Regions from separate parts of the Homo sapiens genome. Here region 2 is linked to region 1. A link is a loop called in an ENCODE intact Hi-C map of the cell type or tissue named here. Cell type or tissue: PC-3. All regions are shown on one strand. Region 1 overlaps SBF2 (SET binding factor 2). Region 2 overlaps SBF2 (SET binding factor 2).

The links. A loop is a pair of places that touch in the nucleus more often than their neighbours do. Peaks named below come from ENCODE experiments on the same cell type or tissue, not always from the same donor. Only the 100,000 strongest peaks of a DNase experiment are listed, where the experiment ranks them.
Region 2: it touches region 1 in a loop (2.2-fold over the local background); 2 of 110 quality-filtered maps call a loop at or near these places.

The regions. Positions count from the first base shown.
Region 1 is chr11:10,092,338-10,097,337 of GRCh38, forward strand. The region is part of intron 2 of SBF2 (SET binding factor 2); the gene reads right to left. Among named protein-coding and RNA genes, the nearest start is that of SBF2, 200 kb to the right of the region's middle. In PC-3, no CTCF peak of the experiment used is centred here; no DNase peak of the experiment used is centred here; H3K27ac peaks cover 523 bases.
Region 2 is chr11:10,002,859-10,007,858 of GRCh38, forward strand. The region is part of intron 6 of SBF2 (SET binding factor 2); the gene reads right to left. Among named protein-coding and RNA genes, the nearest start is that of LINC02709, 250 kb to the left of the region's middle. In PC-3, no CTCF peak of the experiment used is centred here; no DNase peak of the experiment used is centred here.

The DNA.
Region 1 (5,000 bases):
TGTTATATTTAGTTTTAAAACATTTTACCCTAAAAAGAAGGACTCTGTAAATATAAGGCCGAAGTTGTAATTTTTGCAGCTTATGTATGGCTGTGATTAGCTGATGAATGAAATGAGAAGTGAAAAACTTTGACTTGCCTAAGACAGAATCTGATTTTCCCATACGATTATCAGAAAGGAGTATATCATTAATCATTTGTGCTACCATGCAATCATATAACTCCACTAAGCCATTTATCACAGATCTGTTTTCGCTAACATTCTAGAACTAGAAATTAATTCTGGCAGATCTAAGTCAATTTGCTATCTGTACAGAAGCCGTAATTTCTATTGGTGAAAGGAATGAAAGAGGGTACGATTTAGAGGAAGAGAACATCCATTAATGCTAAAATAAAGGGATGACACATACACACGCATTTAAATTCAAGAGTTAACTAATGGAGCTTGACCAACACCAAAGTGAGAGAGAAAGAACATCATGAATGCAGTGTAGGCAATTTTACTTGATATTCCTCTCAGTAAGATTATACCCTAGAACGAGCATAAGATTCAAAACAAAAACATGCTATCCACAGTTTACCTCAATTTAGGAATGCCTTTTAGGAAAAAAAAAATAGAATACATTTACACTGTGTATGATTCAAGTATTGAAGTCACAATTCCTCATTTTCTTTTCCTTCTTTCTTTTTTTTTTTGTTTGAGACAGGGTCTTGCTGTTACCCAGGCTGGAGGGCAGTGGCATGAACCCTGATCACTGCAACTTCTTCCTCCTGGGTTCAAGCGATTCTCCTGCCTTAGCCTCCCAAGCAGCTGAGACTGCAGGTGCATCCCACCATGCCTAGCTAATTTTTGTATTTTCATTAGAGACAGTTTTGCCATGTTGACCAAGCTGGTCTCAAACTCCTGGCCTCAAGTGATCCACCAGCCTCAGCCTCCCAAAGTGCTGGGATTATAGGTTTGAGCCACTGTGCCCAGCCTACAATTCATAATTTTAGATCAATATAAACTCCAAATATACTAACAGCTTCATCCAGTGGTCAGCTGGAAAAAAAAAAAAAACAAAAAAAAATTTCTTCCAATCTTGAAAGAATAAGCTGCTTTAGATGTAAGATTTAATTTTATATTACCTCTGTAATTATACAGATAATTTATCAATTTCTTAAGACATCCTTGGTAATACCAGATTTTTTCCTTATGTGTTAACTTTAGAACCCAGTTATCACATACGATGTACATATATGTACTAAAAAACTATACATGATAATTAACATATGCTAAATATCTATCTAGTTTTATTTCTTAAAGCAATAAATAATAGATATGTGACTTCTAGTCTCCCACTAAACTGTGATTGTTTCAAAAATAATAACTTTTAAAGTACATTCTCTTTTGCTAAATACAGAAAGGTTAGCCTGAAATACCTTTGTGTACAGTAAATACCAACTTGGGATATTCTGTAGTGGAGCGAAATCTTGAAAAACTGTAGGAAGATAGGTAAATAATACCAACATTCTTGTCACAAATAAATCACAAACTACATACAGTAGTTAAATAGACACAATAAAGTTTAGACAATCCCATTCAGTAATGGTAAGGTGGCATAAACATTAAAAAGCATTAAAAAATACAAACAAGGATATTTGGTAAAGCATAAAATTTGGAAAGTACTTCTCAGAGTTTCCTAAAAGTTCCTATAAATATATTAACTTTTGGCCGGGTGCGGTGGCTCACGCCTATAATCCCAGCACTTTGGGAGGCCAAGGCAGGTGGATCACCTAAGGTCAGGAGTTTGAGACCAGCCTGACCAACATGGTGAAACTCTGTCTCTACTAAAAATACAAAATTAGTGGTGGCGCATGCCTGTAATCCCAGCTACTCGGCAGGCTGAAGCAGGAGAATCACTTGAACCCAGGAGGCAGAGGTGGCAGTGAGCTGAGATGGTGCCATTGCACTCCAGCCTGGGCAACAAGAACGAAACTCCATCTCAAAAAATATATGTATATATATATTAACTTTTTATTCAAAATAAGGCCTGTAATTTCCCACTTCCATTTAGAATCATTTTCAACATATAGACATTTATTTTTAACAATTAAACCTGACTGCCTATAAAGGTTGTGCATATGAGTCTGTGGGTATGTGACTACATACAGTCAAAAAAATTATTTTCCCTACTACAAATACACACAGATTTTTTTTTTTTTTTTTTGAGACAGAGTTTCACTCTTGGTCTTGGCTCACTGCAATCTCTGCCTCCGAGGTTCAAGTGATTCTCCTGCCTCAGCCTCCCGAGTAGCTGGGATTACAGGTGCCCGCCACGACGCCTGGCTAATTTTGTATTTTTTTAGTAGAGACGGGGTTTCACCATGTTGGCCAGGCTGGTCTTCAACTCCCGACCTCAGGTGATCCACCCGCCTCGGCCTCCTTAAAGTGCTGGGATTATAGGCATGAGCCACCGTCCCTGGCCCAAATACATACAGATTATATCTGTATTAATATCATATGATTTTTGGGTGGTGGTAACGGGGAGTGGGTATCACTGACAAGCCTTCTTAGACTCATGAAGCATAAAAAAAAATAAAAAGGAATCCCACACAATCACATTTTTAAACAGCATAGGTTATGGCCAGCTGAGAAAAAAAAGAAAAAAGGAACCATCGAAGCCATAAAATATATAAAATATATAAAATATATCCTACCTTGGCTTTCTGAGTAGCTGGGACTATACAGGTATGCACCACCATGCCGAGCTAAATTTTTTTTTTTGTACAGACAAGGTCTTGCTATGTTGCCCAGGCTAGTCTGAAGCTCCTGGCTTCAAGCAATCCTCACATCTTAGCCTCCCAAAAAGCTGGGATTAGAGACATAAGCCACAGTGTCCTGCCTATATTTGGTTTTTAAGGAGTACAATAATATCACCTTCAAGTTATTGTAAACATTTAAATAGTAAGAAAATATTATCAACAATGAAGTAATAGGATTTAGTCTGTATCAGCACTAAAATGACAACTCCTGATGTAAGACCAGAGGGCTAAACATGTGCAGAGAATGCAAGATATCACTTGCACACAAACTTAAGATACATAACATAGAAATACTTTAATGAAAACAGATTTAAACCCACAATTTAGTACTTTCAACAGCCAACTATGACAGTCTTATACATTTCTTCCCCAAATAAAAAGGAATATCACTGAACTCCACAAGCTTTTTTAAAAAAAATCAACTGCTGCTAGGTGTAATAATATGGCATAGAGTAAGAAAATCAAAGCACATGGTATATTTGATGAGTCATGTTCCAAAGAAAATAGTCCATTTTTTAAAAAGGTTTAAAAGAAAGTTCCATGAGGATAAGAAGAGGATTCAAGTTTTTGTCTCAGAGAACAAACGGATTTTAATCACACATACTGATTTTAATCACACGTACTGCTTTTAATCACACGTACTGATTTTAATCACATATTACCTGTTTCTAGACTTAATGAACCTTGTATTACACAGTTGAGCAAAATGTCCCAAATAAAACAGCCATATAGAGTCTCAGAGCGGGGGAAAAAAAGAAGTATGCTAACATCAGAAGAACATACCTAAATAAATAAATGTTATTTTTATTTCAACCTGCCATTGCTTAGTTACTTTAACTAAGTGACTATTCAAAAGTAAACTGAACCAGGAGCCACAACCAGTGAACTATTTCAAAAGTAAACTGAACCAGGAGCCATAAAATGCCCTAACATCTAATAAATACAAATAAACCATGCCACACTGACTCAACACAAAGGAGACCTTCATAAACAAATCTCTCCATACTTTAAAAATATTTGGCTAAATAGATGCTAGAGGTTTCCTAAAACAAGATAATTGTATTTTTCTACATGTCAGCTAGTTTATCATCAAGTTTTAGGTATAGTTTACAAACAAAGATTTAAAATCAAAACTACCTACACATTAATAAACAATACAGGTGAATCAAGATTTTGCTTTGATTGATATATAAGATTTAGTATATAACAAAATAAAATATTTTCCCTAGAAATATGTATTTTTAACTACTCAATTTGATTAGCCTTATAAGTCAAAGTTCTGTAAAAAAAAAAAAAAAAAAGTAATGAAATGAGCCAAAAGGTCTTACTTATCTCTATTACTTTATCAGGAATCAGCTATTTAAATCTAAATTCCTTGCTGTCCATTACACAAGGCATTAACAATATTGTTATCATAACAATACTTTAAAAAAGCCTTACGAGACTTAGAATAAAGTAATTATGCAAGTACAAAATAACAGAACTGCTCAAGGTCTGGAATAAATATTCACAAAATCTCATACAAGCGGTGTCTTTTAAAAATATTACTTTTCTGATAATGTCAAAAGGCACCTCAATAGTACATTTGTGACAATAATAATGCACTTTTTTATCACCTTGCAATGAGTCATTACTTTTTCTCATAAAACTTAAGGGAAAATATTCTCTTATAAAGTACAAAACAATTTGCTTTCCAAATTATAGTGCTAATCATTCATTTTTTTTCTGACACCACTACAGGCAGCAACAATAGAAATTAAGAGAAAATTGGACATGTATATAAAGGATGAATAAAGAAATAAATGCAACACATTTACACTATTCAGTCACTATGACTTTCTCTAGAACCTACTATTCTCATTGCTATGGTCTAAAAGGCCCCTAAAATTCATGTGTTAAAATTTTATCAACAATGTGATAGTATTCAGAGGTGAGGCCTTCAGTAGATGATTAAGTCATGAGAATACAACCCTGATGAATGGAATTAGCAACCTTAAAATGGAGCTTGAGGAAATGAGTTCACCCTGTCCGTCACTTTCGCCATTTGAGAACACAGCATTCTCTCCTCCAGAGGATGTAGCAACAAGCACTTGACAACAGAGAACAAGCCATCACCAGACAACAAACTTTCTGCAACCTTTAAGCGTGGATTTCCCGGCCTTGAGAACTGTGAAGAAATAAATATCTATTCTTTAT
Region 2 (5,000 bases), 89 kb before region 1:
ACTTTCAGTTTTGCCTTTATTCTTCAAATCAGGTAACACTCATTGAACATATTAGTTGTTTGGAAACACTATTACCTTCTTTTCAATTTCATCTCTAAGGCCTGTATTTAGGTTCCTGTTTTAGAATGCTAGCATTGTTCTAAAAACTAACCCCTGCAGAGTCTGTTTGTCTGACGTTAATAATACCACACCAGCTTTGTTGTTGAAATTTGCCTACTATATCTTTTCTCATCTTTTAATTTCAACCTTTCTCTACTTCTTGTAAACAGCATACACAAATGCTCCGCAATTTAATGATAGGGTTACGTCCTAATAAACCCATTGTAAAGTTGAAAAATCTTAAATTGAACATAAATCAGAGACTGTAACTGAAATATTTTTAATCCAGTCTGACAACTTTTGTCTTTTAACTATTTCATTTAATCCATCTATACTTATTGTAATTATTGAGATATACACTATATATAGAGATAAATGTGGTATCTTATTTTATGCTTTTTCTTTTTCTTTTTTCTTTTTTTTTTTTTGAGACGGAGCCTTGCTCTGTCATCGAGGTTGGAGTGCAGTGGCACGATCTCAGCTCACTGCAAGCTCTGCCTCCCGGGTTCATGACATTCTCCTGCCTCAGCCTCCTGAGTAGCTGGGATTACAGGCGCCCGCCACCATGCCCAGCTAATTTTTTCTATTTTTAGTAGAGACGGGGTTTCACCGTGTTAAGCAGGATGGTCTTGCTCTCCTGACTTGGTGATACACCTGCCTCGGCCTCCCAAAGTGCTGGGATTACAGGTGTGAGCCACCGCGCCTGGCCTGGTTTTTATTTTTTCTATCTTCTCTTTTTTCCTTCTTTTCAATTTCTCCTGTCTCTTCTTTCATCCCCTCTGTTAGTATGGTATTTATAAACTCTTTTTCTATTTTTTTAGTGGCAACTCTAGAAAATACGATATACATACTTATGAAATTGAAGTTATATATATCATTTCTTATTTTCTCCTGTTTATTACTGAACCAAATTATCTTTCTTTATATCACTTCAACTTTAATCATACACACCCGGTAAAGCAAGAGTCCCCATTTGTTTTCTCAAGGTAAAATACTATATTTTCCCTTTATCATAGCTTATTTCTTCATGTGACATGCAAATTTCCTTAGTCTATTATTAATTGCTATTCCCTCTTATCACTTCCAACTTATCCCATGTGATACATCAGAATTTTTAGTTCAGATTTTAATCTTCATTCATTTTCACTAATGTAATAGTTTCGTAAGTGATTTTCCTAATCCAGTCCTTATTCCCTTCAAATCTACCCTCCAGATAGTTTCTAGAATAATGGAAAAAAACTAAATAATGATTAAAGAAATCTAAATACAATTTTCAAGTGGTTTTTAAAATTCATATTAAATCCACAAGAATAAATGCTACAAATTTTGCAAAAAATATTCTTTTGGCTTTAACATGAATTTTAAAAACCCACTAAGGTTTTGGTACACTTAAACAACAGTGGAAATGAATGAGCTAGTATTGTATGTATTATCATGACTAACTCTCCCAAGTATAATATTGAGTGAGGGTAGTAAGGTGCACAATGATTATATAGCTGTGAAAAGAAAATAAATCTCAGGACCCCCAAACCACCAAGCCAAAGGGAAGTCAAGCTAGGAACTGCACCAGGAAAACCAACCTCCATTTTATTCCTAAGTAAGATAGCTACAAAAATTAAAAAAAAAAAAAAAAAAAAACAAACTACATACCTCCCATACCTCCCTCACAACCTGCCCACAAGGAAATTCCTTGTGGACAAAGGACAGACAAAACTCAAAGTCATCCCTGTACTCCTGTGAGACAAATGCATATCTGATTTCTTCCTCTGCCCTATTGTTTCACTAAGCCAGACTAAAGCTTAAGTGACTATTCCTCTATCTTCCTCTCACATGTAAATTGTGTATTCAGTAAAAGGCTAATCAGAGACTCAAAAGAATGCAACCTTTTGTCTCTTATATACCTATGACCTGGAAGCCCCCTCCCCTGCTTTGAGCTGTCCCGTCTTTCCAGACCCAACCAATGTACATCTTATGCATATTGACTGATGTCTCACTGTTACAGCAGGTAGCTAGCCAGACATGAGCAGGGAAGGAGAGGATCCCCCACCCCCATGCCACCACCAGGAATGTCAGGCAACCATCAGGTGATGGTCAGGTGATTATTAAACTGTCTCTCTAAAATAATAATTGGTCATAGCTGATGCCACAGAAAGGCAGTCTTCCAACAGACAGAAACATCAGAAACTGGTGATCAGCAGCTTCCTGATAAAATCTCAGGAGTTGGCGAGCGGGCTCATGCCTGTGTAGTTAAGAGGCAAAATGGCAGAGTTTAACTGGTATATGACCCTCTAGGAACATTTGGACTGGTAAAGGAAGAAAGCCTCCAGTGAGCATGCGTACAATTCCAGTAAACACACTGCACATGTGCCCCCTACCAAATGCTGACAGGCCTTTGTGCATGCGGAGTGCCCACCCCAAGGGAAGAATCTGGGGAGGAGAGATGCAAGACCCCGGACACATGACAACATATAAAATCCCGAGTCAAAGCTCAAACAGTGCACTTGATCTCTCAAGTTGTCTGCTTGGCCCTCTTCCAAGTGTACTTTACTTCCTTTCATTCCTGCTCTAATACTTTAAAATAAACTTTCACTCCTGCTCTAAAATTTGCCTTGGTCTCTCACTCTGCCTTATGCTCCTTGGTTGAATTCTTTCTTCTGAAGAAGCAAGAATTGAGATTGCTGCAGACCTCTATGGATTTGCTGTCGGTAACATACTTTGGTGCTGTGATTTGGATACATTCCCTAATGTTAACATACTTTGGTGCCACGTGACTCAAATATGCTTCCTCAGTGGTAAGACATCTCTATGCCTCAACTTCTTTGGCTGGAGGTGTTTAACCCCTGTACACAGTTTCGTTTGCTCTTTTCATTCTTCTGCTTACTAACCAACCCCCAGAACAATTCTTCTCGGCCACAGTGGCTCTGTTCCTCAAGCTCATCTCTCAGCTCCTGCTGATGTACGGTAGCTCACAGGGGTAGGAAGGACCTTGGAGTCCTTCCCAGGTAAGATCATTGACCTGAGACACAATGGCTCTCCTAGACAAGAGGTTCATGAGAGTGGTAGGGCTAAAGCCTAAAACCATGCAATGTCTGGGGTTTCCTCTGCTTTTTCAACTCAAATTGGCTCTTTTCCAAAAACCCACACCACCTATTCTCCTGTTTTCTCTGTATGTATTCTGAAATGGCCTTGTACACCCTCCGGACCGTCCACCTCGAGGCAAGTCAGCCTCTTTTGCTTTCACTTTGCATGCCATGTAACTGTTATTTGTACACCCTCAGCTCTTGCTGAATTTGTGCAGCAGCAAAAACATGGGCTCCCTTGTGGCTATCTAGAGACTTAACACTAGTTTTTACCTTACCAGCTCAGATGACCTCTAATCCTGCCTCTGTCTGTTGGTACATTGCCAGGACAGACACTAATTGGATCCCCAGTCAGCTCCTTATGACTTACCATATGCTTTTTGTTCCTGTTACGGTCCAGGGCTGAGTTTTCCGGTGGCTTTTGAAGTAGTTTTCCACCCACATAGGGCCTCATTCTAGCCCTTTAAGGACCCCACTTACTTGCTTTTTTTGAGTTAGCACCCCTTCGGGAGGAGGGGAAATTCTTCCTTTCCCATTTGTGAGTTCCTACATCAAGCCCTAAGTCCTCCAGAGGTTACCACTTTATGTTAAGAAGACAAATAAATGTTACCCTCTCAAATCCAAGGGATGCTGTTTTTGGAAGCATAAGAAGGCTTTCCATGATTATTCCTCTGGCTTCCTCCCACTTCCTCCTGGAGCTTCCATTTCTCTAATCACTTCCATGCCCTTCTCAATATTGATCAAAATCTTCAAGGTCATATTTGAAGGGAGGGAAGTTCAGCCCCCTTGCAGCAGTTAGCTGAAAATCAAGCTTCTTGTCTAGTTAGAGAACAAAGGAAATGGGAATCTGAGAAAAGGGATAATCATTTTGTTGCAAGAATGCTCCAAGTTGAGAGTCACTGGAAGGTCATGGAGGCAAGAATATAGGATGGCCCAAGGCCGTCGGCACAAGAGACCCATACGACAGACATGAAGGCTGGTCTCGGGTTAACAGATTATCATTATAACAGAGATGAAGGCAAGGTTAAGGGTACGTGGTAAGACCAGTTCATTCTGGAACCGCACGGATGAACAGGAGAGGGCTCTCTGTTCTCTCTGGTATCTCCTCTGTGAAAAGGGCGTACCGAAGTTAAGGGTACATGGTAAGATCAGCTCATTCCAGAACCCTAAGGACAAATAGGGGATGCCCTATTCAGGATAATAGGAAGAGAAGACGCTTTCTTTTTTCTTTTTTTCTCATCTATTCTCTCTTCACAGATGGGTAACTGCATCTTCATACCACAGAACACGCCCCTCAGATGCATTCTCAAGAACTGGGAAAAGTTTGACTCCAAAACCCTAAAAAGGGAAAGGCTAATATTTTTCTGTAACACAGACTGAATTGAATACAAGCTCCACGACCAGGAATCTTGGACAGAAAACCAAAATTTTAATATGATCTATCAACTAGATTTACTTTGCCGCCAGCAGGGAATATGGATAGAAATCCCCTATGTACAGGCCTTCATAGCCCTATGAAACAACCCTGACCTTTGTTGGGCTTGTAAAATGGATCTAGTGATGATAGCTGCCATAGTCAGGCAGCCCCCTCTGGCTGGTTCGGGACACTCCTTATTGGGTTTACCCTGGTTTCAAGCCCCAGAGGAGCAAAAGATGACGGCTCAAACCCCACTGCCCCTTCTACCTCATTATATTCAAGTCTCCCAGGCCCGGAGCCCCTCCATATCCAGGGCTATCCTCTGGACACCACCCTCTTAGGTCACGCCCCCTTCAAGAGGTCAGTAGCCCCAGTGGACCCACTAGAAACCAGACTCCATTCAC